7 separate regions of the Mus musculus genome follow, and all the other regions are linked to region 1. Evidence: chromatin loops called from intact Hi-C (ENCODE). Cell type or tissue: left cerebral cortex. All regions are shown on one strand. Region 1 holds the start of Atp6v1d (ATPase, H+ transporting, lysosomal V1 subunit D). Region 2 holds the start of Erh (ERH mRNA splicing and mitosis factor). Region 3 overlaps 9230116L04Rik (RIKEN cDNA 9230116L04 gene). Region 4 holds the start of Mpp5 (membrane protein, palmitoylated 5 (MAGUK p55 subfamily member 5)). Region 5 holds the start of Gphn (gephyrin). Region 6 holds the start of Vti1b (vesicle transport through interaction with t-SNAREs 1B). Region 7 overlaps Pigh (phosphatidylinositol glycan anchor biosynthesis, class H).

Region 1 (4,000 bases):
CATAATATACACTAAAAACAAGAACTAAACTCAAGTCTTTAACACAAAATCTGATATCCACAAAGTTTCCCTGTATCACACACAGTATGACAATGTTAAGGGCTCTCCCACCCCCCCTTTAGAGACAGGGTTTCACTGTGCAGCTCTGGCTGGCCTCAAGCATTTTCAGTGCTGGGATTAAAGATATGTGTACCTCACACCTCTCACAAGGGATCCCACTTCTGTAGTTAATGCCATACAGACTGTATGTGTTCTGATGTAAACAAACAAAAACACACTTCAAAGCTAGTTTCAAATACCTTGCATTATTAGTATTTTGCCCCTGTTAACTTCTAGAGTCGGTACATTGTCATGTCACCATAGCAGATATGGGCAATGAACATTCCAAAATAAAATGTACCACGCTGGGAAAACGCTGTTCAGCTCTAAAGTTTACTAGTACAACTAAGTCTTTTGAGAATCAGGGCCCACCATCTGGCATCATAGGCACAGAAAAAGCACTACAATTTCATAACTGACATTTTTGATGAACTGTCGAGGGTCTCCACCTCTTTAACAACAACTTGAGGAGGAGAAAAATCAAGACTTTTCTGATGTACCCTTTCTTCAAGAAACAATGTTTGTTCCTTAGTGGAAATTAAAGCATCCTAAATATAAGGGGGTGTTTAAGAGCCCCAATGCGAGTACACACTTAACTCTAAAGTTTTACGCTTTCAGCGTCCATAATTACAAAACTCCAGTTTTATTTTCGCAGTTACCCAAACAGGGCAAATAACTTCAACAGCTGATTTTAAATTCCAGGAATTCACTCATACAGAAATGCACAGCTAGAGCGAAAACTTAACGACCTCAACACTAATAGTTCCATTTTGGACTTTTTTTTAACTTAAATATGGTGGTTTATCCTATTGTTTCTTTGGCGAAAAGTTCAGTCTCCACAGAGAGAAAAGTTTTGGCAGTATCTTGGGGCTGAAAAGAAGGATAAAAGAAAGAAAAAAAAAAAAAGCCCAAATTCTCCGGTCCGGTAAAAGCAATCGTCTTGAACTAGGAGTGGGACTGGAGTCGAGGGTTCTCCAGAGGCCTCCCCACCACAAGACATCTTTAAGGAGGCTGTAAAAATCTACTTGGCCCACGTTCCTTCAGGGGTTCCTCCGCCCGTCCAGCCACGTTTCTGGCTCGCAGGAGCAGACACCGGCTGGCGAGAGGGCGCAGGAAATCACCAGCGGGCGGTGGCGACGGGGTCCAGACACTTCCCGCGCAAGAACGGGAAAGGGGGGGTAGCCCGGGGCCTAGCCGCACTGGACAAAACCAAGGCGAATCCTCGGGGAGAGCAAGCTGCGGGGCCGGTCACCTGAAGTGGATGTGTGAATCCCGAAGTAGGGTCCCACGCCGTGCTGCTTAGTGGCAACGAGGAGACTCGGAACACCAACCCCGGACGCCGAAGCTCCTCAGCGTGCGCTTCGCCCAACCCAGCGCGCATGCGGAGCCACCTCTCACTGCGCAGGCGCCGACAGAAAAGGATCCTTCGTTGCCACTAACCATAGAGTCTTGGTCCTCCTAATATGGGCGGTGTGAACCAAGGGACGAGCTGAAGAGTCACTGCCCCTGGTATTTATAGATTTTTTTGCGGAGGGAACTTGCTAGGTTTAAAGGAGAGGTAAGTTTCTGTTTCTTGCTCCAGGATGATCGCTTTAAGTTTTAGTCAACCAAGAGAGGGCGCTGTGACGAATGGCGGAAAGCCGAGGAAGAGGAGGAGCGTGATCCTCTCCTGACCCATCCCTCAGAGCGTGCTGGGTGCCGGCGACTCGCCGGAGGGAGGGGCGGTGGAGAGACCCGGAATTCCGGACTGTGCGCGCTTCCACATCCGGGCATTCCGTCTCCTCCCCCTCCCTCAGTCCTCGCCCAACAGGAACCGGAAGTGGGAACCGGTTTCCTGGTTGCCTCTTAGCAACGCAGTTGTCAAGTGACCCGGTCAGCTGACTCCCGTGGAGGCGGGCACTGGGGTAACCGGTTCTGGAGGTGTTGCGGTCCCGATTGTCTCGCCGGGGGGCCCGAGCCGAGTCACCGTCAGGATGTCGGGCAAAGACCGGATTGAAATCTTCCCTTCGCGAATGTAAGTTAAAGACTAGGACAAGCGACAACCGTGTTCAGGCACATCTTCCCGGCGCGCATTCCTGCGTACCCTTGGCCACCAGCAAGGTTCCTTGGTTTCTGGGTCGCTCCTTGAGCTTTCCCCAGGGTCTTCGTTTCCTCTGAGTTCCGAGCGAGGTTTCTTTCCAACGCTCCCCTCCCCTGCTGTTTCTGAGAGAAGAGGCCGGAGAAAGTGGTTCCAGTCCACAGGAAAAGGGGGTTCACCTGCTGGCAGCTTTTGGAGGTCGATGCCTTTACTCACTCATTCCGCACACCCTTTGAGCCACACACGGAGTTTACATAACTGAGCCGTCGGCGCCATCTCTACCTCCCAGGGCTCATCATTGCTGAGGATTGAGATGTAGACGCTGAGGTCTGACCAAAGCTCCCAGACGGGAAGTTATGTGACAGGGAAGCAGCTAGAAGGCCCCTCAGCCAAAGTGACATTGAATGTGTCACCCTCTCGCAGCTGTAGGTTTCAGTCTTGGATCCCGTCAAGTGTTATTTGCTGTGGGAAGATATCCCTGCATTTCTGAGGTATTCCTATAGCCCTGTGATGACTGCACTCTTTACGTCTAGCAAGTGTCACTCATGACACTGTCACGCGGGTATTTATTTGGGCTGTCTCCTGGATGAAGGAGGCATCTTTTTAATGCATAGAAGGTCCACAGAAAATTGTTCCTTGAACCCTTGCTTGGGATGTGCTCAGTTACAGGCCGCCTTTCTGCTTTGGGTTAACATCCTTGTTAGGAGAAGTGATGAAGTGAAAACTTGAAGTTTTCTCAAATACATATAATAACTTGTGGAAAGAAAAGGGTATTTGTGCTCTCATCTTCAATTGTTCCTGAAGAAGGAAATCAGTTTTTATTCTGATAATTAGGTCTCTCACTGTGGTCCTGTTTTGGGGCCTGTTTAGGGTTTTGCGTGTGTGTGTGTGTGTGTGTGTGTGTGTGTGTGTGTGTGTGTGAGAGAGAGAGAGAGAGAGAGACAGACTGTATTGTTTACCTTATCCTATGCCTTTTTACTTATAGACCCAAGGACTCTTAAATAGTTTCATTTAAACCACAGAATGAGTTTCTGTCTCTGCCAGGGTATATGTAGCTCTGAGTGAATGAAAGGGTTTAATTATTTAAAAACAAAACAAAACACTTTTAACCTTCTCCCCAATGGCTTTGAAATGGCAAGTTATACTAACTGTACAAACCTGCCAGCTGTGGGGAAGTGCAGTGCTCGTGAAACAGCTAAAGATCAGGACGACCCTAGGGTGATCCCAAAGCCAGCATGTAATGGCCCCATCCAAACTTTACTGAGACATCCGATTCCAGGGTGGCTTCTGGAAACACAAGGACATATCCTAGGATGACCACAGTTCTCCTCCCCACTCCCCAGCCACTAGCCCCAACTGTAATGCCACTGAGTAATATCTCAGAGGCAGAGCTCTTGCCTGGCATACAAAAGGCCCTGGGTTGAATCCCCAGCACCTAAAAGTAGAAATAACCATGCCTGCCTCAAACAAACAAAACTCAAAGCCCATAGGAGAACTAAATACTGGTTTTAGCTGACATCTGATTGATAGATCCTAGACCTCTCTTTGAAAGAAAAAGGGTTTTTAATTGAATATATAGTTTATCTAACTCATAAATGTGTCAGGGATCTGAGAGAACCCTTCTTCGTAAGGTAATCAACCAGGACAGGGTCTCTGTGTCTCTGTGGGAGGCTAGAATCCTGACTTCTGTTCCTGTCAGAGAGCAGGCACAGTTGACACAGCCACAGGTGGACTTTCCCTTTTCTGAGCCTGCCTGAGTGCAACTCATGCTCTTTAAAGTGCCCAGGCACACCTGTGTGAGCCAGAATGGCGCTCACCTTTTTG
Region 2 (4,000 bases), 1.8 Mb before region 1:
GACTCTAGCACCAGAGAAAACTTCGCGCAATCTTAGGTACTCGGTTGCCAGCCACTGAGATTCCGGTCGGTCACAGATGGAGAAATTGTGCTGAAAGAGACCTCAATCGTCGGAATGAGAGTGTCACGACGACCCGCTCCTAGACAAGGCCCCTGGTAGCAGTAGGAAAGAGGGGTAAAGCCAAGTGTCTTCTTCGCACGCTGTACCTGTTCCTAGGGGTGGCACCGCAGGTGATACGCCCCCAGGGAAGGGACCAGCCCACCAGTCCCAGCAAACTACCTTCCGAGTCTAGAGTCGGGCAAGATGTCCTGCAAGTCTCTCACTTGGGTCGGAGGATTCAACAGCAAAGTCGACACGATGCTGTCTCTGCCCTACACCCGGTGCTACCCATGGTACTTCCCTCAGCCAGGCCCTGACCCTGAGTCGCCAATACTACAGCTGCCATGGCCGCCAAGTGGCACCTCTTCATTACTCCCACTTCCGGATTGTCTCACAGCCTCCTCTTTAGCAGGGCACTTCCGGGTTACAACCGACCTATCGGCCAGGTCCTTATATTGCCGCCATTTTTTTAGAAAGGCTTAAAAAAAAGACGACTGGTGTCGCTGTTGTATTCCCCATCACTTTAGCCGCCTGTCAGTTAATTAGAGTACAGAAGGCAGAATCCCGAAACGAACTCTTCTTCCTAAAGCGGAGAAAGAGTCTCTTACCCATCCCGGCGCCCTTAACCAAGATGGCTGAAACAGCGTCAGTATCCACTCTAGAAACCAGAAACGTGTGTCTCTCTATGGTCTGAAAGATTCCTTTTGCGTCGCGCTTTCGACGACTTCCGGCGGCGGCTCTCGCGGGATTGGCTGTTGGCGGCGTTGCGGCTGAGCTCGTGTGCGGCAGCAGAGGTGTTAGCGGCGGCTGCAGCAAGAGCGTTTGGCGCGATGGTGAGTCCTTAGCGGTTGCCGGGGTCCCCAACTTAGAGGGCCACCCCTGCTCGGTACATCTTCCCATCCTTCCCGCCCCTGCCCTTCTAGCGCGAGCGAGGGAGCTGCTCCCCGCCCCCTTCCCCCCGGCTCGCGGGTGGACCCTTCCCCTTCCCGGCGCTGAGCCGCGGGGCCTGCCCGTAGGCCCCGGACCTGATCCTCCTCCCTGCGGCTGCGCGCCTCCCGCCTGATGGTGGGGGGCGAGGTATGCGGTGGGCAGACGATGCCCTCCCTGCCGATCGCTGCCTGGAAGAGGGAGGTGTGGGGTGCCGTTCATTTCTCATCAGATGCACTAGCCGACTGTAGGAACAATGGCCGGGGAACGTGTTAGACGTTTCCTGAAACTGACACACCCGTCACCTTACGGTTCTCCGTAGGTCGGCCTTAGGGGGTCGGATTGGCTTTACAGTGTGCTGCCTCAGCCTGCCCCCTAACCCCCGAACTTCAAAAAAGAAAGTATTTTTCCTTTTTCAGTATCCTTAGTTGCCCTGTTTTGCCAATTTTGTCAGCCTTCGATCTTGTTCTTTCTTATATTCTCCTGGGAGTGGAGCCTGAAAAGAGACTCCAGGGTCCTGGTCCCAAAATCCGGCAGGGAAGGTTTTTGTTTTATTTGTTAAGTTGTGTGTCTGTGCTTGCACGTGAGTACAGGAGCCCTCAGAGGCCAGAAGAGGGAATGAGATCCCCTGGGTCTGGAGTTAGAACAGGCGGTTGTGAGCGGAGGATGTGGGTGCTAGGAACCAAACTCATGCCTTCTGTAAGAGTAGCACGTGCTCTTAACCACTGAGCCATCAACACTCTGGTTGTTGTTTTGCTTTTGGGGATCTTCCTTTTCGGTGTGTGGTGATTTGCCTGCATGTCTTGTGTGCCACTTGCATGCAGTGCCTGCGACAGACAGAAGAGGGCGTCCGATCCCCAGGATTGGAATTACCTGTGATGGTAAGCGACCGTGCGAGTGCAGGGAATTGAAAACCAGTCCCTTGGAAGAGCAGCTCGTGGGCTTAACCACTGAGCCATGTCTCCAGTACTTATGCCCTCTTATTTTTAAGTAAACAAAAGGGAAATATTTGGAGCAGGTGTGTTTATAGTTTTCAAATATTATTTCAAGTTATTCCTTAATTTGCCTAAAATTTTTAAAAATGTGGCAAAGAATGAATAGCTTGTCTAGGATGAGCCATTACAAAAATGCAAATAGGCTTTCATGAGACTAATTTTCTCAACAACAAAAGTACCATTTGAGTAGCTGGCCTTTTATGAGCCCCTACACAACACATCCTGCTTTCTCTGGCTATTAATAACAAACAAAACACTGTTCACATGACTACAGGTTTCTTTTGTTACCAACTTAGAGTTTTCTCTCAAGTCTTCTCAAACTTAATTAAAGACACAGATCTTGCTGGGGATGGAGAAATAATAATGCTCTTGCTGTAAGAAATTTAAAGTGCTTTTATTTCTGTTTTTATCCAGAAAGCCTAAATCTTAGAAACTCAGTTCAGTTTGTTGATAATTAAATTTTTGGATTATCTCAAAATAGTTTGGGCATCCTGACATGAGAATTTGTTTTTTAATCAGAAACTAGTGTTGCAAGTGAAGAAAATAAGGGGAATAATTTGGCTGAGAATTGGGCTTGCAGTGGAGTTGCATCATGCTAGCATTTGTTTAATTAATTAATCTTGTTTTGTTTTTCGAGACAGGGTTTCTCTGTATAGTCCTGGCTGTCCTGGAACTCACTCTGTAGATCAGGCCAACCTCAAACTCAGAAATCCGCCTGCCTCTGCCTCCCAAGTGCTGGGATTAAAGGCATGCACCACTACTACCCGGCTAATTAATCATTCTTAAATGCACGAGAGACACTATATAAGACTATGCTGGTCAGGATGTCTGCTTCACTTATTTAAAGATATTTTTGGGTTTTGCTTCTTTGAAGAGAGTTGGTGTTAGTGAGATCTAGTGAGTGGAGACCAAAGGTGCCACAAAACATCCTATAGGCTCAGGACAAACCCAAAGAATTCATTTCTGTCCCCAAATATAGTGAGAACTCTGAAGCTGACTCGGCTCCCCAGTGAGCAAGAGAGGAAGGCTTTCAGTGAAGTCCTGCTCCTCTGGTACAATCAAAGATTTTGTACATTCAAAGATAAATTATTTGGGTATGAGCTGGCCCCTTAAGGCAAGTTATCTAGACGAATAGTTCCATAAATAACTTTAGTGTGGTGTTCACTATATACATTTTATATTGTTACTTTATCTTACACCTTGATGTGGGAGGTAACTCCTGTATAAAATGTGGTTCCGCTGTTGTGCTCAAGTCAGGAAAGACCTTAGGTTGATACAGTGATTATAGTATTTCCTGTTCTCCTTTAACTACTCCATGTCTTAGTTTTTATTGAGTTAAGAGAGCTAGAGGCTAGTGGAGTCAGAAAACGGGTTCTAAAGGTTAATAAGAAAAAATGCAGGAGCGGGTATATTTGGAGTTTGAGAAATGATCCAGAGGGTAAGGGGCTGACTTAGTTAAGGGAGTTGTGAGCCCAGCACTGATAGGGAAACATGAACTGCGGATGAGCAACCTAGTCAGTTATGTTTTAGTAACTAACATCTGTGTCACGTCACGTCGGGGGCTTATGTGGTGATGAGAATTTCCGAGTCGCATGTTGGGATATTCATTGACGTTGTTTTTCCCCTTCAGTCTCACACCATTTTGCTGGTACAGCCTACCAAGAGGCCAGAGGGCAGGACTTATGCTGACTATGAGTCTGTGAATGAGTGCATGGAAGGTGAGTGAGCACAAAGGTAATGAGGGGGAGGTTTTTACAGTCCCTCACACACGCTGCTCTCTGGGGGATGAATAGCATGTGGGAACTGGAATCTTTTTCCCCCTACATTTCTTCATTTCTTTTTGTTTGTTTGTTTGTCCGAGACAGGGTTTCTCTGTGTAGCCCTGGCTGTCCTGGAACTCACTTTGTAGACCAGGCTGGCCTTGAACTCAGAAATCTGCCTGCCTCTGCCTCCCAAGTGCTGGGATCAAAGGCGTGCGC
Region 3 (4,000 bases), 240 kb before region 1:
AAGCCATTCATGACTGAGCTGTAATAAGCCACCAGACCTTAGTACAACTGACTGTATGATGAGAATACTATTCAGTCCATCAAATCCAGCCAGTAGACTGCACTATCTGCCAAAATGAAAACAAAGACCTAATCTGTCAAAGTCTCTAAGTGTACTAACCTTGCTTTTGGCTTCCGCAGTCCTGTTTTGTGGCTGTTTTTAATAACTGAAGTATGTCACCTCAGGATATGGTTTTTGTATTTAAAAGCTCACCCTAGGGCTGGTGAGATGGCTCAGTGGGTAAGAGCACACGACTGCTCTTCTGAAGGTCCAGAGTTCAAATCCCAGCAACCACATGGTGGCTCACAACCATCCGTAATGAGATCTGACTCCCTCTTCTGGAGTGTCTGAAGACAGCTACAGTGTACTTACATATAATAATAAATAAATCTAAAAAAAAAAAAAAAAACCAAAAGAACAAAACAAACAAAAAACTCACCCTAAGAAAGTCTCAGGCTGGAATCCTGAACATTCAATGTAGTCGCCAGCTAATAAAAACTTTCTATTGACTTAAGCCTGTGTCCCAGAAGTCTTCTCTGGTGGACACTCCACAACAGAACAATCCTCAGAGTGTAAATAACTCTTCCCAGTGTTATTCTCTCTGTGGTCAGTTAACTCTCAGGCTTCTACCCTCTAGAGTCTAAATACTGAGGATGGCCAATGAAAAAACTTGCCCCTGACATAGCTCAACCCTGGCAGCTCCTTAATTAGAACTTGGAAGTTTTAGAAAATACTTATGTCCAAATCTTTTTCATTTTAATGGTGAGGTGGACCCAGGTATCTGAAGTTCTTCAGGTGACTCAAACATGCTTTGAGATAGAGAGAAACTGGTATTCAGAATTCAACGCCACGCATAGTGGCTCGCGATTTAACCCTAGCACTCAGAGGCAGGCAGATCGCTGTGAGTTTGAGACCAGCCTGTTCTATATGGTGAGATCAGCCAGAACTGCAAACCAAAACTGAAAAACAAAGTCTAACTTTCTGTGGGCTTGGTTCAGCACTTGGGGAGCAGGGCAGGGGAATCTCTGTGAGTCTGAGGCCTGCCTGATCTGCAGAGCGAGTTCCAGACCAGCCAGGCTGCAGGATGAGCTCACAAAATTGAGCTGAAAGGTGTCAGCAGCCTGTCTGGTGGGAATGAATGCTCTAAAGAGACACACACGCTCCTTTCTTTCATTGCCAAGCTTTTGAAACACGGACCTCTAAGAACTAAGAATTTCCCCAGGCATCTTTTGCTGGAAGAAAACGTAGAAGCCCTGATGGAAACCAGAGGACGGAATTTGTCACCGAGAGAAAGATTTACAAGTTGTCTGATGACCTTGCAGGAGAGACCTGGACCTGAGACTGTGGTGGCTGGGGGACCACACCTTGGCCAGACTACATGGTAATGTATGCCCTGCCCTCTCCCTAAGCTTCACTTTCACGTTGGGACCATGAAGATGGATTGGGGGGGGGTGGGGGGGCATTAGGGGGGTGGTGTCACTGGTTCTCTTTGTCCCTCTTTCCAATAGGGCCATATGTAACAAATCTCCTCTTTTTGCTTTTCGGCACTCATTTGGCTCTTTAATTGTCTCATAGACGGTGAATGGCCGAACCTGGCCTGTTGTGGCACCGGCTGTGATTATAAGCGAGGTAACAAACGTGTTCTGATCTAACTGAATCTACTTGTCTCTTAGGTTTAGACCCACTTTTTCTTTTGTCTGTTTGGGCTTTTATTTTTTGAGACAGTCTCACTACATAGTTCAGACTGGCCTTGAACTCATGATCCTGACAGCCTCCATCTCCCTAGTGCTGGGATTTCAGGTGGGAGCCACCAAGCCTGGCGAGGTTCTTTTTTTTTTTTAAATAAACTCTCCCATAACTTTGGTTTATGAGGTTTAAAAGCTTGTAGTTAGGGCTGGAGCTGTAGATAACTCACTTCGCATGCACAAATCCCTGAGTTCAACTCCCAGCACCACAAAAGCAACCTACCAACCAAAACCACAAAGAGACCAAAAGCAAACCTAGCACTTTGGTGTATAAAAGTTAAAAACATCATATATTACAAGGAGAGAGAATCCTTCCACACAAAAGCCAGATGATGTTCCTTGAATTAAAACTATCAAGTGTCACTATTGTAGAAGGCCACAAGGTGGGGTTGTGACTCCATGGAAAAGAGCTCTACCTTCTGTACTTGGTTTTTCCTCTTCTCACCCCTGGCCATCTTCGATACCAAGTGTGTGGTATATTTGTTTGTGTATATGTAAGTGTGTTTGTAGGTAAGCAGGCATGTGTGCATGTGTGTGTGTAGAATCCCCATGTTAATGTTAAGTGCTTTTGTCAATTGCTTTCCATCTAATATATTGACAAAGGACCTCCCACTTGGGCCTGGAGCTCACCAATGTGAATATGTAGGTAGCTAGTTTGCTCTAGAGATTCCTGGCCTCTGGCCTTCTGGAATTATAGGTGGACCCTCAAGCCCACCCAGCAAGCGGTGGATCTGGATTCTGGTCCTCATGCTTTTGCTCAGGCTGAGCCATCTCTCTGACATCCACTGTTTTCATTTGTTTGTTTTGTGTGAGGCAGGGTCTCACTGTGTGGTCCTCGCTGTCCTGGAAGTCAATGTGTAAACAAGGATGTCCTCGAACCCACAGAGATCTGTCTGCCTTTGCTTCCTGAGTGGGATATTGCTACGATAGGCTTGAGCATGCTTTTGTTTGGAGGAATGTGGATTTTGGAAAGCAGTGTAATGCTTTAAGTGGAGCTTAATGGGCCATACTGTTAGAAGCATGGAGGGCAGCGGTGCTGAGGGTGATTTTAACTGTGGGAGCCTGGCTCAAGAGGTTTCAGAGGTAAAAAATTTTAGTATGTGGCCTAGAGGCTGTTCTTGTGATAATTTGGTGAAAATGGAGTTGCTTTTTGCCCTTGTCTGGAGAGTCTGCCTGAGGCAAAAGAGATCTAGATTAATTGTATTGACAAAGGAAATCTCAAAACACCATACCATAGACTCTGTCCTGTAGTTCGCTCTTATAAAGAGCCTTTTGATCAGATGTAGCAAACTAAGAAAGGAAAGGTACAAAATGTGTGGTTCAAAGATTAAAGGGGCACCAGGACGTAGAATGAAGCTAAATCCTGTGTTCAAAGATATTAAATGTTATTAAGGGAGTGCAAGGTCCCACCCAGCTAGACTTACTGTTTAAACTTACAGTTGAACGAAGGATAGTTATATCATGTTAGGAGTTATTATGACCTGGTTGGTTATTGCTTTCATTTGGACATAAGGAGATATAATTGTGTGTCAAATTCACAAGGGATAGATTGTGATGGCTATTCTCAGTTGTCAACTTGACTATATCTGGAATGGAGGGCACACCTGGGATCCAGATCTTGAGGCTAGAAGACACAGACTTTGATCTGGATCTTGAGGCATAGTAGCCATGCTTATAAAGATCTTGTAAAAAGGAATTAAAGAAAAGCTTACGTCCAGGTGTGGTGGTGCATGCCTTTAATCCTAGCACTCAGAAGACAGAGGAGGGCAGATCTCTTGAGTTCAAGGTCAGTCCACAGAGCAAGTTTAAGGACAGTCAAGCTTAGGCAATGAAAGAAACCATGGAAAACAGAAAGCTGGTGAAGATGTAATTGAACCAAGGGGCCAAGTTCCAGTCCCAGCAAGCAGCAGAACTTGACAGCTTCTGTCATGTGGCTTTGGCTTTAGAGTCAAGAATAGAAGGAGTTACTGGGACAACTGATGCTGGCTAGCTGAAACTTAAAAATTAGCAGTGATTAAATAGAGACCAGAATCATTGAGGTGAAATCTTCTGAAAAGTGTTTTCTGAGAGCACAAAGAAGCTGTGTTCCAGAGATAGCCAAGGTTGTACTTTGTGCTGGTAGCTGGACTTGATAATGTGTAAGAATCACCTAGTTGTGGGGCTGGAGAGATGGCTCAGCAGTTAAGGGCACTGACTGTTCTGCCAGTGGTCCTGAG
Region 4 (4,000 bases), 110 kb after region 1:
TTTGTGATTAACATACAAGATCCATCAAAGGACTTCAAGGAGGTTATTCTCAATTATGTGAGTTTATTAATGCATGCTGTGCACACATTACAGGAGAAACCTCAACAGAAGAGAACACCAAACAGTGGCTCAGAACTCTGGTCTACACAGTATCTTAAACAAAGAACAGAAGTATTTTAGACATGACATGACAGAAAGCAGATTTGGCTTTTGTTTACATAGGTAGGGGACTATAGGTAGTGAGTCTGAGCTTTTTAATCAGACCACAATACAGTAGCCTAGATGGAGGGCTCAGCATTAAAGAGCTCTTGCTGAGGAACCAAGTTAAGCTCCCAGCACCCACAATGGGTGGTCCCCGAGAGCCTGTAACTCTAGTTCTAGGGGAATTCAATGCCTTCAGCTGCCACTGGCACATGCATATATGTGTCAATATCCCACCCCCATGAACATATAAATAAAATCTTTTTTCAAAAAAATTACAATTCCGAAGTCGACATGCATAGCTAAGTCACTGTACCACTTTGGATGACCCTTAGGTAGAATTATATTAAGTCTCTCATCTATTTTAACATTATATTTATATATGTGTATGTGTGTGTGTGTGTGTGTGTGTATAAAATCACTAAGGAGTCCACCATTATTTGTCAAATTCAAGGTGATGACTTTTAGTCATTCGTGGCAAATTTACTCAATTTTTAAAAGATTATGAAACGCTGGGTGTGGTGGCGCACACCTTTAGTCCCAGCACTCAGGAGGCAGAGGCAGGCGGATTTCTGAGTTCGAGGCCAGCCTGGTCTACAAAGTGAGTTCCAGGACAGCCAGGGCTATACAGAGAAACCCTTTCTCGACGCCCCCCCCCCAAAAAAAAAGATTATGAATCTCTTTTGATATCTTTGTCTTTTTTACTTATAAAGCTCTTTAAATTTTAATGTAAGCCTGCTATTACAGTTTAGAATGATCTTTAAAACAAGAAATCGTGTCCACAGAAATACTATAGAAACAGCTCGTCAAGAAAGGATAGTGTTCATTCCCACCAATACCTATACTTCAAAGACACCAGCACACCACATAATTTGTTACTGTTGCAAAAGTTAACAAGTTATTAATTTCTGGCATAATTTAAAAGGATAATTAGAATAGTATCATTAAAACATTACAGTGCCTTATTAAAACCAGAAATACCTTCCACCTTATCCGCTAAATCAAAACTTTAGAATTCTTGCTACACTGGCTTTCAGAATTTAAACTCTTGAAACTCTAAATTAGACACAACACACTAAGTAAAAACCCTCGTAGGTGCTGCATTCATTTTAGAGTAAAGTGTCATGGAAAACTTTTCGGCCGAATCTAAATTCCACACACATTACTGTGTGTCAGTCAGCTGGACAGAAGGAGAGAGCTATCCTTAGTCAGTTACGTAATTTACAATAAGGATCGTTCCGAGCGGCATTCATTGAAAGTAGCTCTACCAAGCATTTACAGGCTTCAAAGTTCACCGGACAATCTCCGTCTAAGTTCTGAGAACGCACTACTCTTTAGCAGTGGTCACAAGGAAGCAGGAACTGTTTATCCGCAGAACGCAATGAGTAGCAGAACACCAGGGGCTGACTCAGGCACCGGAACGCTGGCTGCATTCCGTCTTCCACGGGAAAGTGTTTCCCAGGCTGGTTCCCCGATCCGGCCAGGGGTGGGGTGAGGGAAGAGTCCCAGAGACTCGCGAACTCCGGGCCTGGGCGCAGCGAGACGACTCCCTGCCGTGCCCCCGGCAAGTCCGGCGGGGTGGCCCGCCACCGCGCCAAGGTGCGTCCCCCCCACCCCCACCCCCCGGCCCAGGGAACCAACCGGCATCGCGCGGGGAGCGTCCCTCCGAGGGACAAAGGTTGGGCTGCCACCGCGGCGCCCGGCTCAGCCTGGGGCTCTCCCCAGGGAACCCTGGCGGTGCGGCGGGTCTGGGAGGGGGTGCGAGCCCCGCCGCCCCTCCCCCGCCGCGCTCCCGGGAACCTGTTGATTAAGATCGCCACAGCCCGGGCGCTGCGGGTCCGCCCCTTACCTCCAAGCCCCGGCGGCCGCCGATCCTCTCTCCCTCCCTCGCTCCTCAACGCAGCCCAAGCAACAGCCCTCCGTCTGGCGGCCCTCAAAACACTGGATAAAGAATCCAGAAACTCCCGATTCCTCCCACCTCGGAGTCTCCAGTCCCCGCCCCCTCCTCACCGCCAGCCTCCTCCGTCGCCGCCGTCGCCAGCAACTCCTCCTCGAGGCCGCGCGAGACCGGCCCCCGCGGCTGACGCGAGACCGCGCACGCGCCCCTGGGACGCTGGCGCAGCGGGCGCGCCTATCCCAGGCCGTTCCTGGCGCGGCCCGCCCACGGCCCGGAGAGAGGCTGGAACGGATCGTCCAATCCTGAGCGCGCGTGGGGAGAGGGCCCGCTGATTGGTCCGCTCTTCCCCCCCCCCGCCTCCCGGGGGCTCGGCCGCGCGCACTCACCCGCCTCGAACTGCGAAGCGTTCGTTCTAACCGCTGAGTCGCTTCGCTGCCTCAGCCCACCTCCTCGCCTCTGTGTGGGGTCGCCGTGCTTCCCTGAGACGGACTCGGAAGCCGCTAAGGCTCGACGGGGCCTGGGAAGCGGTCATCTCCTGAGAAAAATCCGATTCCCTTGGAAGAGACCCCTGTTGTCCTGTCAGGCACATCAAAAATGCTAATGCTCAAAACAACCGTGACGCCAACACCTGGTTGTGTATAAAGTTCCACACAATTCCCTGATTCCACAGACGACTCCTTTCTGAAAACCAGGAAGGATGTCAAAGGCCACAGTTGTCACAGAATTCTCCGGAGAGGATTGGGAGTTACTTAGGCTAGTCCCAGCGCGAGTCCATGCTGTCAGGACACACCTATGCCACCATCTGGGAAGGGTGGGCACGGAAAGTGCTATGAAAGTGTGCGCGAGGAACTGGATTTGGAGCAAACAGAAATATGTTCTATGTAGAAACCTCTTCTGCTGGACCTAAATCCATTGCTTCAGCCTGTTGAGTTTTCTCAGGGGCACATGTCGTAGACAACTGTCCCTCTGTGCCTTCGTATATGCAATTAATCATGTCTTTATTTCCTCCCACCGTGGTTTTTAAGCACCATTCCCAATATACCCAGGCTCCTACCTACCTTTTTCCTCTTATGGGTTGTTAGTGTCCCCAAGGAATACTATGCCCTCTGAAGTAAGCACAACTTTTTTTGGGGGGTGGGGGGAGGGCGAAATCCTTCTCTTCCTGGATCATCAAATTCAAATCTTACTGACATTTTATTAAGTACTTAACGTTGTTTATTGGTGTTAGTAAGGCAGAGCCAAGGACAGGACTTTTTTACATACCACTAAAGACCTCTTTCCTTCTGTCAAACATACCTCAGTGGACTTTGAGTACAGACGGACAACTTCCAAATATATGTAACTGAACTGTCTGCTTAGTTCATCTTCACAAAGAAGTGAGAATTTGTGAACTGCAAGTGGACTGTCTCCAGAATTCCTAGACACTGTTAGCCACACACAAAAGGTTAGTGAGTGTTGACATTCCTTTCTACCTTTTTTTTTTTTAATGCATAAGACATTAGGTAACAAGTACTCTAGTTCCTTTTTTAAAAAGTGGTTCCCCCACCCCACCCCCTTTTTGGAAATGTTGACATAAAGCTAGCTTACTCTTGTTGTGAGGACTGTTCTGTGCATGATAATGTGTTTGACAAAATAGTTTCTGTCCCTTAGATTCCAGGCACATCTCCCTTTCCAAAAGTGACAAAAGATGTTTACAGATATAGCCAAAGGGTGGGAGGGTGTTCTTTTTTAAAAGATGTATTTGTTTTTTATTTTGTGTATATGCATATTTGCCTGCATTTATGTGTATGTGTTACCTATTGCCTGGTGTTTGGTGAGGCAGAGATCTTTGGATTCCCTGAGTCTCAGACTGCAGACAATTACAATTCACCATTTGGGTGCTAGGAACTGAACCCATTTCCT
Region 5 (4,000 bases), 640 kb after region 1:
AAACGCGACCCGGGAAAAGTGCGCTCCTCACCAGCCTCAGGACCATCCACCGGGGAGTGAGAATGGGAGGGGGGGGGTGTCCCAAAAGGGAGGGGGAGAAAAGAACCCGACAGAGGGAAATCCTTCCTTCTCAAGGGAAAAAAAAAAAAAAAAAAGGCTGGCTCTCCCGGCCACGGGAAGCAGCCGGTCCTCGCGGAGGAGAAGAGGCAGACAGAGAGGGAGGGCCCTGTGCTAGGAAAGGCAGAAGGAAGGCACTTTCCGGGGTCCGGACTAGAGCCTAGCACCCGGCTCCCGGGGGAGGTGAGGAGTGTCCCGTCGTCTGCAGAGGGGACAGCCGGCCGGCGAAGGGGCAGCAGAGGCGGAGCAGAGTTCGCCTGCCGAACCCCGAGTCCTGTCAGGCAGGTGCCATGGGGCCGCCGGGTGGGGGGGGAGGGGAGAAAAGGGGGTGGAGATGGGATTCCCCCCTCTCGGAAGAGCTTTAGTGGAGGAGGCGCCCGGCCAACCCCGAGCAGCGTGCTTCAGACTGCGGAGCAGGAATCCCGCCGCCCGCACCGGCAGCGCGGAGCCCCGCAGCGCCCGCCGCACCGGCCCCTCGGTCCCCGGGGGCCAGAGACTTTGGCTGCTAGGGCTCCGGGGCCTGACACCCCACCGTGCCTGCCCCAGCTCCCCCGGGGAGCACACGGGAACACCCGAATCCTCAGCAGCTCTCAGCGGTTGTAAAATACACCCCCCGGTCCCCCTCCTCAGCCTGCCCTCTTCCCGAGGCCGCAGGGAAGCACCACCGCGGGCGAGAAACCTCCAGCAAGTCGCGGATAGTAGCCGTTGCGGCTCCCCCGGACCTCCTCCCCCCGTTACCTGTGAGGACTCCGACACGGATTTGATGGTCGTGGTTGGTGAGGATCATTCCCTCGGTCGCCATGTTTCCCAGCGCAGTCACCGCACTGACAGGAGCCAGGAGAAGCCGGAGCCCGGAGCGCGCCGGCCGGGAGCGCGCTTGCCTTGGAGAGCGCGAGAGCGAGGGCGCCCGGGGAGCGCGAGGCGAGCGGGAAGGAGGGGGCCGAGCGCCCGGTGGCCTGCGTGGGGTGGGGGGGAGAGGCCGCGCCAGGAGCGCGCGGGTCCGCGGAGGGGGCGGAGTCGGGCCGCGCGACCCCGAGTCCGGCCGGGAGGAAGCGATCCCGGGGTGGGAGTAGCGGCGGCCTCGCGGAAGACAGAGCGCGGAGGCGGCGGGGCAAGGCCGGCGAGACCCAGAGGCTCTGCGGAGTGAGACCCAAGACGCCTGGATGGCAAGAGACTGAGAGGGGGAAAAGGGAGCACACGCTCTGGAGGTTGCGGGGGCGGACTCGGGGACAGGGGCGGAGCTACACCCCGAGGCGTGCAACTCGTGGAGAGTGAGGGGAGGAGTGCGAGCTTGGCTGCGGAGTGCCGGGAGCGGGAAGGAGCCGGCCCAGCCTAGAGTGGGACCCAAGGAACGTTCCTGGGCGCGCGAGTAGCGCGGGATTGGCTGGGCGGACGCGGTGCGGGTGCGCGCGAGGCACGAACGCAGCCTCGGCGGGCCCCAGACAGAAGCAATCCCCCGCCGAGCCGGCAGCCTCGTCAGTTTTCCGCCGCCTCAGGCCGGCCGGCTCTGCCCGCGATGGAGCCACTCCGGACCAGGTGCGGCAGCGAGGTGGGCTCACCTCCTCTGAAGGCACCGGAGAACCTAGAGGTGGCTTAAGGAAGCGGCATGGGTGGCAGAACGGTGGCCGCTGTGACGAGAGTCCCCTCTCGGGCAGAGATAGGTTACCCTGTGCCGCCCCAGCTGTGACCTGCAGTCAATGCTCCCTCTGACTTCGCTTTGGCCCCGCTCGGTGACAGCCTACCACAGACGTCGTAGACGGAGCTTATGTGTCTGCAGCAGGGCACGTGGAGTGGAGATTCCTCTCTCTCTCTCTCTCTCTCTCTCTCTCTCTCTCTCTCTCTCTCTCTCTGTCGTCCCCTAGATGCTGTGACATTTAAGTTTCAGTGTTTCTGGAATATGGAATTACTCTGAAAATGTGGTCATTTAGTTCTGTGTCTTTCATAAAGTGTTATTAGCCACCTCTATTTTGTGTAGGTTTGCTAAATATCCTTTTCTGGCTTAAGTGTGTGTATGTTTTCTCATTTGTTCACCATAGTAAAACCTAAAAGCAAAACAACAACAAAAAAAGTATCAAAACTGTTTAATAATCTGCTCTTAGTCTAAAATCTCAATTATATGGTTATGTGCGGTTTGTATTGTTCCAGTAAGAACATAGCATTACTCATTCTATTCACTAAAGATTCACATTGTGCCTTTATATAAGAGGACAAAGGAAATGATGGGTGGAGTTGAGAAAGGATAAAATAATTCGTTTTTGAAGATATGTATACTAGTATTTCTGGCAGTGGATTAAATTTGTAAGCCAGATCATGAACTCACCTCCCATAATTACTACCAAAGATCCTAGTGGCAAAACAAGTTCTAACTGGTCTCAAAAAGAGGGAGATTGCTGAGAAAGTATGCCCAAATGTGTCACTTATCTCAAACTAAAGATGAAATAAAAATTGTTGATTACATCATAAGCTTTCAAGTCTATTATAGTCTATGTGGTACATGCAAATTCTATATGATTGGGAAAGTTTCTTAGTATTTAGAACTTCTAAACCTGCCCACTAACAGGTTCCTTCAAACTTTAAAGGTTAATAGATTAAATGGGCATGCCCTCCAACTTAGAATAGTTTATAATTTTTTATGGGAAAATAACTAGCACTTTCACAAATCAATAACAGAACACAGGACTTTCTGCATCTATAATAGTAGTAATGGTGAAATTCATTTTCTTTTCTGTACTGTGGCGTGAACTTTGAGCCTCACACACACTAAGCAAGAATTCTACCACTGAACTAAGTCTCTGATTAATTCATTAAAAGGTAGTTGTGTAGGGGGACTATGAAGTCTTAAGATTTCATGGATTACTACATTTTACTAAATATTAGTACTAAGATTACTGAAAAATAATGAAATTATTAGTCAGTTGTAGATGCTTGTTTTCCAGTTATTCAATACATATATTCCTCTCCCAGATTCCATAAGCTATAACAATTAAAATGTATACAAGAAAAACTTTACTGTCCCCAGTTCCCACAATTTTCCTTTCTGTGACTTCCATTTCCATATTATCCATGGTCCAAAAATATTAAATAGAAACTTCAAGTTAGAAAGTATATATATGATAATATTCCATTGTATACATGTGGTATTCTGAAGGATAAAGAAAGTTAAAGTTCCTCAAGGTAAATCATTCCAAAGTTTTGCATGCACACCATTCTTAGTGTAATACAATCACATGTAATCCCATTTGGTCCTGCCTGCACTGAGAATCATTCCCCTGTTCAGCACACCGAACCGAAGCAGCCATCCCTTAGTCACTGAACATTATCTTGGTCATCAGGGCAGTTGTCCCAGTACCAAGTGCTTAGTAGTAGCAATTCAGCTATGCCAAAGAGAAGCTGTAAAATTCGCCCAACAGTGAAAAAGTAAAAGAGCTCTCTGGTGTTACTAATGAGTACAGTGAGAACTAATAAGGAAAGTCTATATAAGATTTGAGACTGTAAAATTTCTAGTATACATTGGGAGTTTTAGAATCAATAGTGGAATTGCCATATTACAGTATATGGCACTATTACACTATAGAAAAATCTCAAAAGTCATTCTAAAATTGAGTATCAAGGAAACTTTTCTGGATACTAGAAGTAAAGTAGCAGTTTCAAACATTAGCACTTTATCTTAGAGGAAAAAGTTTTGTTTATTTGTGACGAATTGGAGTTGGCCAGGAGTTTATTGTGTTTATTTGGATTTAATAATTAAAAATAAAAGTTTACCATCTAAAACAAAATAAAAGGTAAACATAGTTTCATTATGAAGGTGAAATATGTTCATCAGAAAAAATCAAATTTAAGATTTTTTTCTACAGGTAGTGTATTTACACTTTACTAACTTCTG
Region 6 (4,000 bases), 310 kb before region 1:
AATGTCACAGTTCTTTGGATCACACACAACTCTTAACAGCATGGCAGGCAGCCCACCTGTAACTCCAGCTCCAAAAGACCCAACACCCTCTTCTGGGCTCCACAGGCAGGGCACTTGCCCTCACATGTGTTCATACATATTCAAGTATAAATTTTTTAATTTTATGTTTTTTGGGCATGGTTTCTCTATATGGTCTGGCTGTCCTGCAATGTGCTCTGTAGACCAGGCTGGCCTCGAACTCAGTGATCCATCTGCCTCTGTCTTCCAAGTGCTAGGATTAAAATTGAACAACAACACTCTTGAACTACCTTTTAATTTTATAAGAAAAATATTAAGACTTCGCACCACTGCTAACAACATCAGACTTTGTCATCCCTGCACACTGCGTTTTGTTTTTATTTTTTCATTGAATTTAACGGTTGGTGGATTCAAGCTTGTAAAACCCAGGGCTTCAAAGACAAAAATCACCAGGAACCCACTCCCACACACACCTTAGAAGATGGACTATAGGATTTGCTTATGCTAGATAAGTGTTGTACCCCTCGGTAACACCCTTTTATATATATATATATATATATATATATATATATATATATATATATATATATATATATATATTTCCATGTATAAATATTGAATCACCACGAAAACTTTTGTGAGTGGGCCCTTTGTTGGAAACCCTGCCAACAGTATACACAGGGGTTTATATCTATGGAAGGACAGAAAGGACTTCGTAATTGTTGATATATTTCACATAAGGGCAGATAAGATGGGTCTGTCTTCCACACCAAATCATACATTACCCAAGGGCAGAGACAAAATTACTTTGATCAATATATAACTTTGGTTTATCAAAATGTCTATTCTTAACATGTTGTGAATGAGAACCCGGGGCAGCCTAATGGTCTGGACTGGTTCAGCCGCTAAAAGCTGTGGGTATTCTGGGATCACACTGCCCATTTTCCGGTTCTGAAAACATGTGACCCTGGCCACTTAATCTCTCCACTTTTATTAGAGTTATACCATCCGAGGGTAGGCAGGCCTCTGCTCATCTATCTAGGGCTGAGACTGAACATTTAGACGGGATATGAAGTCAGGTGGCAGAAGGAACTGCGATGACAGCGAGGGGCGTGTGCTAGCCAGTCTGCGCAACACCGCTGGCACTCCGGGCCCTCCCTGCACGGCCGTCCTCCCTCACTTAACTACAATTCCCAGTATGCACTGCAGGACCGGCGGGCCCGGATGAGGCGGCCGAGGCGCCAGTCCCGCGGGCTCCCTCGGGCCCTTCCCTTTGGTACCTCCTCTGTGCCCACTGTTTGTCTCCAGGTCGGAGCCACCGGCTCGTCTTGGCGCGAGACCGCGCCCCTGTAGTAGCTGAGTGTCGTCCCCGCCCCGGCTTCTTGTCAGGCTTTGGCGCCCGGCGCCCGTGCAGTGACAAGCAGGGGGAGGGCGTCCGGCTCCGAGGACCCCGGAAGCGCCTGATTCCGGGAGGCCGAGGTGCGGCTGCAGTGATGGCTTCGGGGCTGGGCAGCTGATTGCTGAGGTGGGAGTGGGCCCAGCGCCCGGTGGCCGCAGCTCACGCGCAACCTGCGCCATGGCCGCCTCCGCCGCCTCCTCCGAGCATTTCGAGAAGCTGCACGAGATCTTCCGCGGCCTCCTTGAAGACTTACAAGGGGTGCCGGAGCGGCTGCTGGGGACCGCGGGGACAGGTGAGGCGGGGGCGGGACCAGGCCGGGAGGACTCCGCAGGGTGCAGGATCCCAAACACCGACCCGGGGCTCCCCGCTTCCCCTTTGGGCACGCCCCCTGCTGCTGTCGGGCCCCGGACGCCCAGGGTGTGCTGCCTCTTGTGGTGACTGGGGGCGTGCAAAGGGATAGACATTAGGATGTCCTCTCCTAGCGAGCCTTTAGTTATCTTCCTCTCCCAGTAGCATAGGGCATTCTTCAATCTGTGCTCCTGTGACAAAACAAAAAACAAAAACAAAAAACAAAAAAAACCCTTAATTTGGAGTTGGGCATGTAGGAGTTTGGCATTTTGGTAGGCAATGAAATTTTAAAAATAGTTGTAACCATGGAGATTAGCTTATATGTGAGACAGTGGCGGGAGGTGAGGGGAGGAAGACAGCTACATTGGAGAGGAACCGGAAGTCTCACATTTAGACTTTTTTGACGTACTAGGGTAAATCCTTAAGGAACATAAGCAGCGGAGTAATGTGGATTTCATTTTAGAAGCAAGGCGGCGGATAGCTGGATAGAGGATGTGAGAATGGCTATAAGAGACTGTGTTAGGAGCTTCTATGACAGTTGACTGGGTAAGCATGCGAATCTGGAGAGTGAGCATTAAATCCAACAGGTGGTGCCGAGATTTATGAGACTGGTGGATGTGAGGAGGAAGATTGAGAAGGGGCCGTGTCTTCTCACGTGATCAGTTGAATGAATGAACTTAAATAAGAGGCGCATACTCGTTTGAGCTGGAGATGAGAATGTCTACCTGTGCATTAAAGATAACAGTGTATGACAAAATATTTTTCTGCCATTCAAGAGATTGCCAGTGGTGAACACTTTTAATCCCAGCACTTGGGAGGTAGAAACAGAATCTCAGTGAGTTCAAGGCCAGCCTGGTTTTACACAGCAACACAGAGTTCCAGACCAGCTAGATTCTTCTATCTTGAGACTCTATCAAAAATTAAAAAAAAAAAAAAAAAAAAAGGAAGGAAGGAAAGAAAAGAGTTCTAGAGTCAGATTATCTAAGTTACATACACCTTTTATTAGCTATGTGACTTTGCAAGTTATTTTAACCAAACTAGTTTCCACTATAAAGTAAAACGTAGCATCTGACTTCATGGAGTTTTTGTGGGGAGTAAATGAGATATGTAAAGCTATTAAAAACACCGTCTGGCAACAGTAAGAGCTACCAGCTATTATTAATATGTGTTTGTTGTTTTATTTAGAAATATTAGCTCTCTACACAGTTATTCTTAGGATGCTCTTTTTGCTTGCTTGTTTTTGTTTTTTTGGGTTTGTGTTTGTTTTTCAAGACAGGGTTTCTCTGTGTAGTCTTGGCTGTCCTGGAACTCTCTCTGTAGACTAGGCTGGCCTCAAACCACCTGCCTCTGCCTCCCAAGTGCTGGGATTAAAGGCTTGTATTGCCATTGCCCAGCCTCAGAACACTATTTTCTAATGTACTCATCACTTTGCATATTTATGATACAGTGTATTGTTTTTGTGTTACTAGGAAAGTAGTTTGGAATTGTAGTCTGTGAATCAGCCCATCAACACCATCTGGGAACTTGAGAACTGCACATGCTCAGGCCCCATTCTGACTCACAGAATCCAAAGCTTACGGCAAGCAGTCTGCCTTAACTACACTCGAGGGATTTCTAGTGCTGGCTTAAGTTTGAGAGCCAGTGAACTGGAAATGAAATAGTATTTTTGTTTGTTGTTTGTTTGTTTGATCGTTTAGCATGTGTCCTAAACTCCCTGGAACAGTACACAGCACATCCTAGGTATCTGACAAATATTTACTAGATATGTTTGGGGTGGTGGTGCATACCTTTAGTAGCACTTAGGAGGCAGAGGCAGGGAATCTCCATGAGTTCAAGGCCAGCCTAGAGTACACAGTGAGACCCTTTCTCAAATAAACTACATATTGTATTTGTTAAATTATTGTAAAAATCAATTTTTGGTTGTTAAAGGTCTTAGAAGGTCTATGAGGTCTTAGAAGAAAGTACCTGGGTATTGAAGCAGAATAATTTCTCTTTTTTTTTTTTTTCACATTTTCATTACTCTTCATATTGATGTATATACATTGGTTAAAACAACCAGAGTGAAAGAGATACTTATTTCCCCAAAGTATAGTCTGTATTCTCATGGCCCTTGAAGGGTAGCTGCCACCATGTATCCTAATTTAGGAGGGTTTTGTGGCAGTAACAGTTTTACCATGTATGGTAAGTATTAGCCTAATTATAGCATTCATCACCTACAGCTGTAATTTCTTATCT
Region 7 (4,000 bases), 230 kb before region 1:
TGTTTCTCAAGGCCAGGTCAACTACCATCCCCTCTCCCAACCCTTCCCCAGTTTAAGTGCATTTTCTAAAGTGTTGCCAGGTCTAAGACACGAGGGTTTTCTATGCTCAGTTTTCAGACTTTCTAATCTTTTTTCCCCCCGAGCCTCATTTTTAACATCTCTAAGTTGAAATTAATGGTTCAAAATATTGCGAAGGTCAACTGCTATTATTTTGTGACAGTTCCCAAGCAAAAAGAGTCATCCGATTGGCCTTTGTTCAGGATGTTCTGTTCTGTTTTAACTCCCTGTATAGCCCTAAAATGAATATATTATTCCAGGAGTGATCTTAATAGAGCCAGTACACCAGAACTGTTTATTTCTGCAATTTTCATATTGTTTGTATTAAAACATCCCTTAGCTTTTTTCTATTCTTTTGCTATTATTATTATTCTTACTTTGTCTGGACTGGAAGGCTCTATGTGGAGCCTGCCTCTGCCTCCCTAGGGTTAGGATCAAAGGTGTGTGTCATCATACCTGGTTCAATCACATTTATGCTATCAAAGTGTGTGGCAGAGCATCATAATTTGCACAGATTTTCATAGATGAAGTTAAGTCCCCTCACTGAGGGTCTGGGGAATGAATGGCTCATCAGATGACTGCAGCGACTGCCAAACCTGACCACCTAATGCCAAACCTGACCACCTAATGCCAAACCTGACCACCTAAGCCGAATCCCCAGAACCCACATGATGGGAGGGAAGAATGGATTCAAAAAAATTGTCCTCTGACCTCTGCACAATAAATAAATATAAATAGTAGGGGCTGGTGTGGTGGTGCACACCTTTAATCCCAGCACTAGGGAAACAGAGGAAGGAACATCTCTGAATTCAAGGCCAGCCTGGCTACATCAGTCTACATTACCAGCTCCAGAACAAACCAAGGCTACACAGTGAAACCCTGCCTCAAACACAACACAAATAGTATTTTTTAAAAGACTCCTAATCTTTACCAATTTATATTTAAAAGTGTCTTCACAGGTCAGTTGAAGTTATTAAACTGACCTAGTCCTTCCCCAAAATTTTTAATATAATTGGATTTTTATTCTTTTTTGGGGGGATGGGGAGTGTTGGGGTCTTACCATGTAGCCTTGGCTGTTCTTGAACTCACTGTATAAACCAGGCTGGCCTGTAACTCAGAGATTCACCTGTCACTGCCTCACAAGTGCTGTTGTTAAAGGGATACATCACCATGCCCAGTTGAATGTTAATGCCAGCCTATGTTCCTGATACCCGTGCAGTTATCTGCTGAATTTCTTATTTCAACCCCCCGGGGGGGTTCATAAAGAGTAATACTTTAATAACCTTGACATTGATAAAGTGACAAAGCTGGGCTTCCAAACTGGAGCTGCCTGACTTTGAAATCCCTTTCCATTGTACTTTGGCCTCGCAGATCTCAGGCAGTTGCAATTGTTACTGGTTGGTTTGTTCAGAGATACAGGGTCTTGCTATGTAGTTTAGGCTGTCCACACACTCTGCTTCGTCCTGGTTCAGCCCCTGTGAAGGCCTGGGCTGACAGGTGAGTGAACCACACCCAGCTCAGAGCTGTTCTGTCAGTTCCCTACTGCACTCATCTCTCTGGCATGGACACCCAAATGTCCCCCAAATGCACAAGTAATTGTGCTCTCTTCCATTACTTCAAGACTTCCCGAGGCCTCTGTGTGCAAGAGTTCAGATCTCTGCTCCTATTCAAACTCATTCATGGAAAGAACTCTCAAAGGACTCCTTCAGATGTGTGGCTCAACCCTGACTCAGATGAGCGGTGTGCATCCTTAGAATTTTGGCCAGGAAAATGGACTTTGAGGCAGATTATCTTAACAGAGGCTGAGTGGGTAACATTCCCTAAGCATTCATTGTTCTTCAGCCTGTCATCCCCTGCTTTTGATCGGTTTAGTTAACATCACTCCAATCTGCAGTGCAGTACCCTTTCAGCAGAGTGCACCTGTCAGCATGCACTACTTCTCTGCACCACCTGGGTCCTGAGGCCTTGGAAGTCTTTATGGAACAGCTGTGTGCATTGATCTATCTCTCTGTCTCCCTCTCTTCTTTTTCCCTCTCCATCATTTTTTCCTTCCTTCCCCCCTTCCTCTTCTCTTTCTCCTCCCTCTGACACTTTAAAGTCAGTAACACAGTATTCTAGACTTTTGTTTTTTAATCATTCTTGCAACCTGTAGAGGGCTGAGTTTTACCTTGGCTTTCTTCCACGGTGCTTATTTAGTTTGCACTGCTTGCAAGACACCACCCTGCACCTGAAGTTAATTAGCAGAAAGTAGCTGTTTCTGGGTCATCAGAGGCCCTGTTCTCACTCCTGCTTACCAGCCAGAAATAATCATCTGAACGGAAGTCATCAAGCTCTTTCTTTAAAAGGCCAAATTAATATTTTAGGCTTTGTGGATCCCTGTCCCATATTCTTTTGTCCTTTTATTTAAAATTTATGTGTATGGGTGTGTTGCGTATATGTCTGTACATGACATACATGCCTTGTGCTCAAGGAGGTGAGAAGAGGGTGTCAGGTCCCCTGGAACTGGAGTTATAGACAGTTGTGAACTTCCACATGGGTGTTAGAATATGAACTCAGGTCTTCTTGAAGAACAGCCAGTGCTCTTAACGGAAGAGCCATCTCTCCAGCCTGCTTTTTGTTATTTGTTGTTTGTTTAGAGACAGGGTCTCACTGTGTGTGTAGCCTTGTCTGGCCTGGAGCTCGGTGTGTGTAGTCCTGATCCACCTGCCTCTGCCTCCTGGGAGCTTGGATTACCATGAGCCACTGCATCTGCTTCTTTTTGTTCTTCCATCAACCTTGTAAAAAATGTTAAGAGCCATTCTTCGCTCAGAGTTGGCAAGCAGAAGTGTGTGGCTGAACTCGTTTGTTAAAATTCTTGGTTTTTGTTGTTTTGCTTTGGTGTTTGTTTGTTTTTAAAGATTTATATATTTAATGTATATGAGCACACTGTAGCTCATATACACACCAGAAGAGGGCATCAGATCCCATTACAGAGGGTTGTGAGCCACCCTGTGGTTGCTGGGAATTGAACTCAGGACCTCTGGAAGAGGAGTCAGTGCTATTTCCCCTTCATCTAGGTTCCCTCATCTGTTCACCTCACAGCATAGCCACCAGAGCAGAGGCCTTTTCCTCATTGTCCAGTTCACTTGCTGAATAGCATAGGCGTGTGCAGAGGGGCATTTGGTGATCTTACTGCCTGCGTCTGGCTCTCTCTTCAGAATAGCATGGTCCTCTCTGCCACCATCTTCATCACCATCTTAGGCCTGCTTGGTTACCTCCATTTTGTGAAGATTGACCAGGAGACTCTACTAATCATCGACTCACTTGGCATCCAGATGACTTCATCTTATGCATCGGGCAAAGAAAGTACCACCTTCATAGAGATGGACAAGGTCAAGGACATTATCATTAACGAGGCTATCTACATGGTAAGTGTCTAGGTGGTACTTCTGGGCCCTGCAGAGGAGGCAGTCAGCCCATGGGGTGTGCTGGGACCTAAACTGCATCCAAATACAGCATTCATTGTCACAGAACTAAATTTAAGGTGCCTCTGTTCCAATACAAGTAGTTTTTTGACTGGCATGCCTGTGAACTGTAGAAGAGAAACTTATATTCAAGTAAAAGTTTCTTTATAGTCGTGTTTTCCTCGGTGATGGGGTATGTTGCAAGGAATGTGTTGTTCACAAGGTTGTTGGCTGTACAGACATCAGAGCACATACTACACTTAGATGGTATAGTCACTCAGACATCCCAGTGATGGTATGTAATAAACACAAGGTGCTTGGGGTTGCTGCCAAGTGTAACACTGAATGCTGCTTTCCAGTAATCTTTTGTGTCAGGGTCTCATTGAATAGTTTATGCTGGCATTGAACTTCCCATCCTCCTGCCTCTTTCCCCTTTTGCTTTTGTTTTTGCTTATCCGTGTGTGTGTGTGTGTGTGTGTGTGTGTGTGTGTGTGTGTGTG

Evidence for each region. A loop is a pair of places that touch in the nucleus more often than their neighbours do. Peaks named below come from ENCODE experiments on the same cell type or tissue, not always from the same donor. Only the 100,000 strongest peaks of a DNase experiment are listed, where the experiment ranks them.
Region 2: a loop joins it to region 1, with 7 times the contacts of the local background. A loop is called at or near these places in 5 of 42 quality-filtered maps.
Region 3: it touches region 1 in a loop (2.6-fold over the local background); 4 of 42 quality-filtered maps call a loop at or near these places.
Region 4: it touches region 1 in a loop (6-fold over the local background); 9 of 42 quality-filtered maps call a loop at or near these places.
Region 5: a loop joins it to region 1, with 3 times the contacts of the local background. A loop is called at or near these places in 16 of 42 quality-filtered maps.
Region 6: a loop joins it to region 1, with 3 times the contacts of the local background. A loop is called at or near these places in 2 of 42 quality-filtered maps.
Region 7: it touches region 1 in a loop (2.0-fold over the local background); 4 of 42 quality-filtered maps call a loop at or near these places.

The regions. Positions count from the first base shown.
Region 1 is chr12:78,859,532-78,863,531 of GRCm38, reverse strand. It overlaps Atp6v1d (ATPase, H+ transporting, lysosomal V1 subunit D), which reads left to right and starts at 1,894. Exons shown (of 9, transcript NM_023721.2): 1 at 1,894-2,113. The coding sequence starts at 2,073. Eif2s1 (eukaryotic translation initiation factor 2, subunit 1 alpha) reads right to left here and starts at 1,460. Exons shown (of 8, transcript NM_026114.3): 1 at 1,352-1,460. In left cerebral cortex, a CTCF peak has its summit at 1,691 (motif pointing right); DNase peaks (open chromatin) are centred at 1,521, 1,885 and 2,684; H3K4me3 peaks cover 3,395 bases; H3K27ac peaks cover 1,761 bases.
Region 2 is chr12:80,640,696-80,644,695 of GRCm38, reverse strand. It overlaps Erh (ERH mRNA splicing and mitosis factor), which reads left to right and starts at 585. Exons shown (of 4, transcript NM_007951.4): 1 at 585-932; 2 at 3,652-3,739. The coding sequence starts at 930. It overlaps Slc39a9 (solute carrier family 39 (zinc transporter), member 9), which reads right to left and starts at 481. Exons shown (of 7, transcript NM_026244.2): 1 at 1-481. In left cerebral cortex, CTCF peaks have their summits at 474 and 1,856 (motif pointing right); DNase peaks (open chromatin) are centred at 531, 781 and 1,828; H3K4me3 peaks cover 2,109 bases; H3K27ac peaks cover 1,303 bases.
Region 3 is chr12:79,095,757-79,099,756 of GRCm38, reverse strand. 9230116L04Rik (RIKEN cDNA 9230116L04 gene) reads left to right here. Exons shown (of 3, transcript NR_110486.1): 2 at 1,262-1,420. Among named protein-coding and RNA genes, the nearest start is that of 9230116L04Rik, 6.2 kb to the left of the region's middle. In left cerebral cortex, a CTCF peak has its summit at 2,166 (motif pointing right); a DNase peak (open chromatin) is centred at 2,183.
Region 4 is chr12:78,747,157-78,751,156 of GRCm38, reverse strand. Mpp5 (membrane protein, palmitoylated 5 (MAGUK p55 subfamily member 5)) reads right to left here and starts at 2,210. Exons shown (of 15, transcript NM_019579.3): 1 at 2,051-2,210. In left cerebral cortex, no CTCF peak of the experiment used is centred here; DNase peaks (open chromatin) are centred at 1,575 and 2,328; H3K4me3 peaks cover 2,167 bases; H3K27ac peaks cover 1,452 bases.
Region 5 is chr12:78,223,697-78,227,696 of GRCm38, reverse strand. Gphn (gephyrin) reads right to left here and starts at 1,042. Exons shown (of 23, transcript NM_145965.2): 1 at 856-1,042. The coding sequence starts at 919. In left cerebral cortex, a CTCF peak has its summit at 1,690; DNase peaks (open chromatin) are centred at 339, 1,022 and 1,426; H3K4me3 peaks cover 2,308 bases; H3K27ac peaks cover 1,941 bases.
Region 6 is chr12:79,169,929-79,173,928 of GRCm38, reverse strand. Vti1b (vesicle transport through interaction with t-SNAREs 1B) reads left to right here and starts at 1,471. Exons shown (of 6, transcript NM_016800.3): 1 at 1,471-1,709. The coding sequence starts at 1,595. In left cerebral cortex, CTCF peaks have their summits at 91 (motif pointing left) and 1,840 (motif pointing left); DNase peaks (open chromatin) are centred at 1,414, 1,886, 2,089, 3,284 and 2 more places; H3K4me3 peaks cover 1,917 bases; H3K27ac peaks cover 1,494 bases.
Region 7 is chr12:79,085,111-79,089,110 of GRCm38, reverse strand. Pigh (phosphatidylinositol glycan anchor biosynthesis, class H) reads left to right here. Exons shown (of 4, transcript NM_029988.2): 2 at 3,255-3,464. 9230116L04Rik (RIKEN cDNA 9230116L04 gene) reads left to right here. Exons shown (of 3, transcript NR_110486.1): 3 at 1-406. Among named protein-coding and RNA genes, the nearest start is that of Pigh, 2.6 kb to the left of the region's middle. In left cerebral cortex, a CTCF peak has its summit at 2,034; no DNase peak of the experiment used is centred here; H3K4me3 peaks cover 380 bases; H3K27ac peaks cover 13 bases.